2 separate regions of the Homo sapiens genome follow, and region 1 is linked to region 2. Evidence: read pairs that join two places in POLR2A ChIA-PET (ENCODE). Cell type or tissue: A673. All regions are shown on one strand. Each heading gives the region's core, and the rest is flanking DNA. Links, peaks and the distances in the headings are about the cores only. Region 1 has its middle 20 kb from the start of PYGL. Region 2 overlaps NIN (ninein).

Region 1 (2,915 bases), core at 295-2,794, 150 kb after region 2:
CTAAGACCCTACTCAGAAGAGTCTCTTTTATACCATCTTGGTGATCCTCTGGGAGGGCCAGGGCCAGCTTGCAGGGAGACCAGTTCTCTATCAAAATTTCTTCAGGTCCTGGACATAAACCATTTCAATCTATTCCAGCAAATGGGGGAGAAAGACTGACTTCCCTCTCCTCCAAAGCCACTCTTTGATCCCAGTTGATAACATCTTCTTTAAGCCATACATGCCAGTGTAGTGAGCAGATGGAGCTGAGAAGCATTGCTCAGTATTTAGTATTAGAGGTGTGTGCATGGGCAGTTGTGGTTGGTTTGTTCACGTGCACATGGAACAGCTTACAGGGAACAATAGGTGCATGGAGTCATATTGAAGAAGACATGGTCTCTGCCTCCAGGTAATGCATATTCACATAAATTACTGCTAAACACAATTTAAAACTTGAAAATCATTCAAATCTATGTTTGAGGACCCACAAAATACACACAAAACTGGAATTTTAATTTGTTACTCCAAATCCCAAGTGGAACAGCTTTGCATATGAGGACGGAAGGGATGGAGCAGCTCGCTGGGGAATGTGTGGATTCGTGCTTCTCTGCTATGTGGAAAGTATGGTTAAGAGTGAAGGCCCCAGGGCTGGGTATGGTGGCTCACTCCCGTAATCCCAGCACTTTGGGAGGCTGAGGTGGGCGAATCACCTGAGGTCAGGAGTTCGAGACCAGCCTGGCCAGCATGGCGAAAACCTGTCTCTACTAAAAATACAAAAATTAGTTGGGCATGATGGCGGGTGTCTGTGGTCCCAGCTACTTGGTAGGCTGAGGCAGGAGAACTGCTTGAATGCTTGAACCTGGGAGGTGGAGGTTGCAGTGAGCTGAGATCGCGCCACTGCACTCTGGCCTGAGCGACGGAGTAAGACTCTGCCTCAAAAAAAAAAAAAAAAAAAAAAAAGAGTGAAGGCCCTAGAACCGACATGTAAGGGTTTAAATTCCAGCTCTGTCAGTTACCAGCTGTGTGGCCTTGGGCAAATACAGAAACTTTATTTGCTATAGTTTCCTAATTTTTACAATGGGGGATAATGGTAATCCAATGACATGATGTTGTTGTATAAATTAAATGAGTTAATAAATATGAAATGCTTCAAATAGTGCCTGACACACTGAGCACTCCAGTAACAGTAACAGTTACTCTTAATACCTGCCCTAAGAAGTATTGGTGGGAACTATATTCAAGGACTATAAATCTTTTTAAGTTACTCAAAATCAAAACCCTTTGTAAATCATTTTACCCCTCCACATCCTCACTGTGAACGTAATAGCAATGTATGTTTAATTATATACTGACCATTCTCCATTGCAAGGATAAACAGCTTAAACAAGAGGAATCTCCGTGAGTTCCTCCTGCACTAGACACAGCATATTTTCTAACTTAATCCTCACAACCACCTTAGGATATGGATATTATTATCTCTAATTTATGATAAACTAAAACTATTGTTTAAGGTTAATTACCTTGTCTAAGCTCACATCTAGTAAGTGATTGACCTGGGCTGGGAACTGGGTTTTTGTGACCCCAGAGTCCACGAGACAGATTTTCAGGTGAATAAGATTCAAAGAATTAAAAAAATTTTGAAACCAGTTGTGTAGATCTTTATATCAGAAAAAAATTCCCAGCTCAGTTTCTGGTAGCTTAGAGGCAGCAATTTCTTGTGTTCATTTCTTGGGAAAGACGTGTCAAGTCAAGTTGGCTGTGGTCCCAGTTTCTACCGAGTTGTAGAAGCTATGTTGTTTTTTGAGCTAGATCAGCTGTGAGCATTTGACATTCTGAGACATAAAGTCAATATAGAAGAGAACCTCCCCTCTCACTGTTTATTCTCTGCTACGATTGTAAATGTCTCCCAGCTTTCTGCCATTTCCAAAGCATTTACTTTTGTTCAGAAAAAAAAAAAAATCCCAGAAATTAAAGGCCCAGACTAAACAGCATTCATTTATTTAAAACATTACGTAGATATAACCTGTCACTTCACTTTGCTTAAAACCCACCAGTGGCTTCCTGCTACACTTGGAATAAGCCCAAATACTTCATCATGGTGCAGGGGTCCTTGCTCATTTTGCTGCCAAGCCTCTATCCCTACTTTTCTAGAAATAGCACTCAAATTGGATTCAGTGGCTGGAATTCTAAGTGGTGATGTCCTGCCCTCCCTCAGCTAAGAGGTAGACCCAGGATACAAGCAAAACCAGACACCATCTTTCTGGAATTAAATCTTGAGCAGTGAGACAATAAAATGAGGATGAGCTGGAGCTTTTGCGCCCCCTTGGCAGTCTCTGATAAGACCCGATATTCATCAGTTCCTGCTACCTTGATCCCCAGAGCTGCCCTCGTTCCCATCTTTCTGAGCTGCCCCATGTCTTTCTCGCATATTCCTTCTATGCCTTTAGGTCAGCCACAGTCAGGTTGGGTGTTTTTGTAGCCAAAGATTCCTATCTGGCACACCTGCCTGGCAGGGCCTCCCTGCAGTGGTCCCTCAGTGTCTGCGGGGGCATTGGTTCCAGGACCTCCCTGAGATACTGAAATTCACAGATACTCAAGTCCCTGATATAAAATGGTGTAGCATTTTCATATAACCTCAGCAGGCTGGGCTCTCCACCCTCCTTCCTCTCACTGCATGCACCTCACCCTCACTAACTCTTTGACTTACTGGGCTTGTTCCCGCCTCAAGGCCTTTACCCCTTCCCTTGGTCTTGGCTTCTTCAACCCAAATATAACCCCTTCAGAGAGGTAATTGCTGACTTTTCCATATCTCTCTATCTCATAGCCTGTTGGATTTCCTGTGTTGTATTTATTAAGACTTAAAATGATTTTGATCTTTACTTATTATTTCCCTATTTGAATATCAGCTCTAAGAACGTAGGGACCTTGTCTATTTT
Region 2 (2,915 bases), core at 106-2,605:
AAAGACATCTATAATCTGGAATTAATTCTAATTAACTTCCAAGGCTTTACATGAGGCCTAAGTATCCCTTGAATATGGTATGACAAACACACAAGCTTTTGAGACTGTATAAGCTTCATTTATATGGAGTTTATTTCACAGCCTCACCTATCTAGAGTACTACAGACAACCAGGAAAGAAACACATGGGATCAAAAGCTGAGGGAGGTGTCATAAAGCCCAGGCACTCATCCTGTAGAAAATGCTACAGGACTCTGTAATCCCAGCACTTTGGGAGGCCAAGGCGGGTGGATCACGAGGTCAGGAGATCGAGACCATCCTGGCTAACACGGTGAAACCCCATCTCTACTAAAAACACAAAAAATTAGCTGGGCGTGGTGGCGGGCGCCTGTAGTCCCAGCTACTCGGGAGGCTGAGGCAGGAGAATGGCATGAACCCGGGAGGCGGAGCTTGCAGTGAATGAAGATTGGGCCACTGCACTACAGCCTGGGCGACAGAGTGAGACTCCGTCTCAAAAAAAAAAAAAAAAAAGAAAATGCCAAAGGACCAACTCAGTATTTTCCACATTCCTACTCTACCTGATTATTATAAACTTCATAATCCTGCTTCCCAACTCACTGCAGATTGGAAGCAGGAAATAAAAGACAGGGGCACTCCAAGCTAAAAGTACAAGGAGTAATTATTAACATATTAGCCAGGTGTGGTAGCGTGCACCTGTCATCCCAGCTATTTGGGAGGCTGAAATAAGAGAACTGCTTGAGGCCAGGAGTTTGAGACCAGCCTGATAACACAGCAAGACTCCATCTCAAAAAATATAAAATAAAAAGAAGCAATTATTGACATATTGAGATGGAGGAAAGATATTAACCATCCTCCTTCAAACAAAAATAAAGTATAATACTTCTTACACTTTACAAAGGTGTTTTTAAAACTCTATTTTTTTTAATTAATTATTTTTTTTTGAGATGGAGTCTGGCTCTGTTGCCCAGGCTGGAGTGCAGTGGCGTGTCTCGGCTCACCGCAAGCTCCGCCTCCTGGGTTCACGCCATTCTCCTGCCTCAGCCTCCCGAGTAGCTGGGACTACAGGCGCCCACCACCATGCCTGGCTAATTTTTTTTGTATTTTTAGTAGAGACAGGGTTTCACCGCGTTAGCCAGGATGGTCTCGATCTCCTGACCTCGTGATCTGCCCACCTCGGCCTCTGAAAGTGCTGGGATTACAGGCGTGAGCCACCGCGCCCAGCCTTTAAAACTCTACTAAAAACTACATAAACTATAAAAAAAGACAACATGTGCATTCAAAAACTTAATAGGCCGGGGTTGTCTGGTGTTGGGGCATGTATCCATGCTTAGTGTTGAGGCAAGGATTCATTAAGTGAATCCTGAAGCTATTACTTTTTTTTTTTTTTCAGATGGAGGCTTGCTCTTGTCACCCAGGCTGGAGTGCAGTGGCGCAATCTTGGCTCACTGCAACCTCCACCTCCCGGGTTCAAGCAATTCTCCTGCCTCAGCCTCATGAGTAGCTGGGATTACAGGCGCCCACCACCACGCCCAGCTAATTTTTGTGTTTTTAGTAGAGACGGGGTTTCACCATGTTGCCCAGGCTGGTCTCAAACTCCTGACCTCAGGTGAGCCACCCGTCACGGCCTCCCAAAGTGTTGGGATTACAGGTGTGAGCCATCGCGCCCGGCCTTGAGGGTATTACTCTTACAACACAGAAGAAAAACTAATGGGTCAGGAGATTTGAAATGATCAAGAACAATCTAGTTGTATTTAATACACTCTTGTATATGATAAAACTAAAATTTTAAATCCCCAATGGTCAAGCTTTTTTTTTTTTTTTTTTTTTTTTTGGTCTACCATTAAATGGGGCAAAAGATCCAGGTATTAAACAATTTTATGGGCTTTTGCAGTGGCTCACACCTGTAATCCCAGCACTTTGTGAGGCCAAAGCGGGCTGATTGCCTGAGCTCAGGAGTTTGAGACCAGCCTTAGCAACACGGTGAAATCCCATCTCTACTAAAAAAATTTACTCTGGGAGGCTGAGGTGGGCGGATCACAAGGTCAGGAGATCGAGACCATCCTGGCTAACGTGGTGAAACCCCGTCTCTATTAAAAATACAAAAAATTAGCCAGGCGTGGTGGCGGGCGCCTGTAGTCCCAGCTACTCGGGAGGCTGAAGCAGGAGAATGGTGTGAACCCGGGAGGCGGAGCTTGCAGTGAGCCAAGACTCCGTCTCCAAAAAAAAAAAAAATGTAGCTGGGCGTGGTGGCAGTGCCTGTAGTCCCAGCTACTCAGGAGGCTGAGGCAGGAGAATCGCTTAAACCCAGGAGGTGGAGATTGCAGTGAGTTGAGATCACGCCACTGCACTCCAGCTTGGGTGACAGAGCGAGACTCTGTCTCTGAAACAAAAAATTTTTTTTACGAACGTGGGTCATGGATAATGCTAGATGAATGACGATATTATCGTAGGTTCATTCTTTCCTAGACATTTTGTCATTTGAATCTCACAATATTCATGTGACACAGTCAAGGCAGAGACCCTACCTCAAAATTGAAAGGTGAGAGGTAGAAAAAGCATGCACCAGGACTCTGACTGGACTCATCAGAGCCCAGCAAGCCTGCCTGGCTCAGGCCCACTTCCCTCTTGGTCTGACCCCTCAGGGAAATCCCTTGCTGCTGGAAGTCAAATCCTCAACTTTCACACGAAGCCACCAGGTGTAAAGCACACACCAAGTATAAGGCAGGATCAGGAGATACATGATCAAGAAGACACATAACCTCTGCCCTCAAGGAGTTTATCAGCTACCCCATAGATTCCAGAAAGTGGAAGGGTGGAATGGGGAAAAAGAGAGGAAGGTTTATTAGTAACTACAAGATAGAAGCTGGTATGTGCCTGAGAGAGACAAAAGCTGGT

Evidence for each region. Peaks named below come from ENCODE experiments on the same cell type or tissue, not always from the same donor. Only the 100,000 strongest peaks of a DNase experiment are listed, where the experiment ranks them.
Region 1: POLR2A ChIA-PET joins it to region 2 with 13 read pairs; 4 of 35 experiments call an interaction of 5 or more read pairs at or near these places.

The regions. Positions count from the first base shown.
Region 1 is chr14:50,963,123-50,966,037 of GRCh38, forward strand. No RefSeq gene overlaps it. Among named protein-coding and RNA genes, the nearest start is that of PYGL, 20 kb to the left of the region's middle. In A673, for the core only: no CTCF peak of the experiment used is centred there; a DNase peak (open chromatin) is centred at 1,749.
Region 2 is chr14:50,809,719-50,812,633 of GRCh38, forward strand. The region is part of intron 3 of NIN (ninein); the gene reads right to left. Among named protein-coding and RNA genes, the nearest start is that of NIN, 20 kb to the right of the region's middle. In A673, for the core only: no CTCF peak of the experiment used is centred there; no DNase peak of the experiment used is centred there.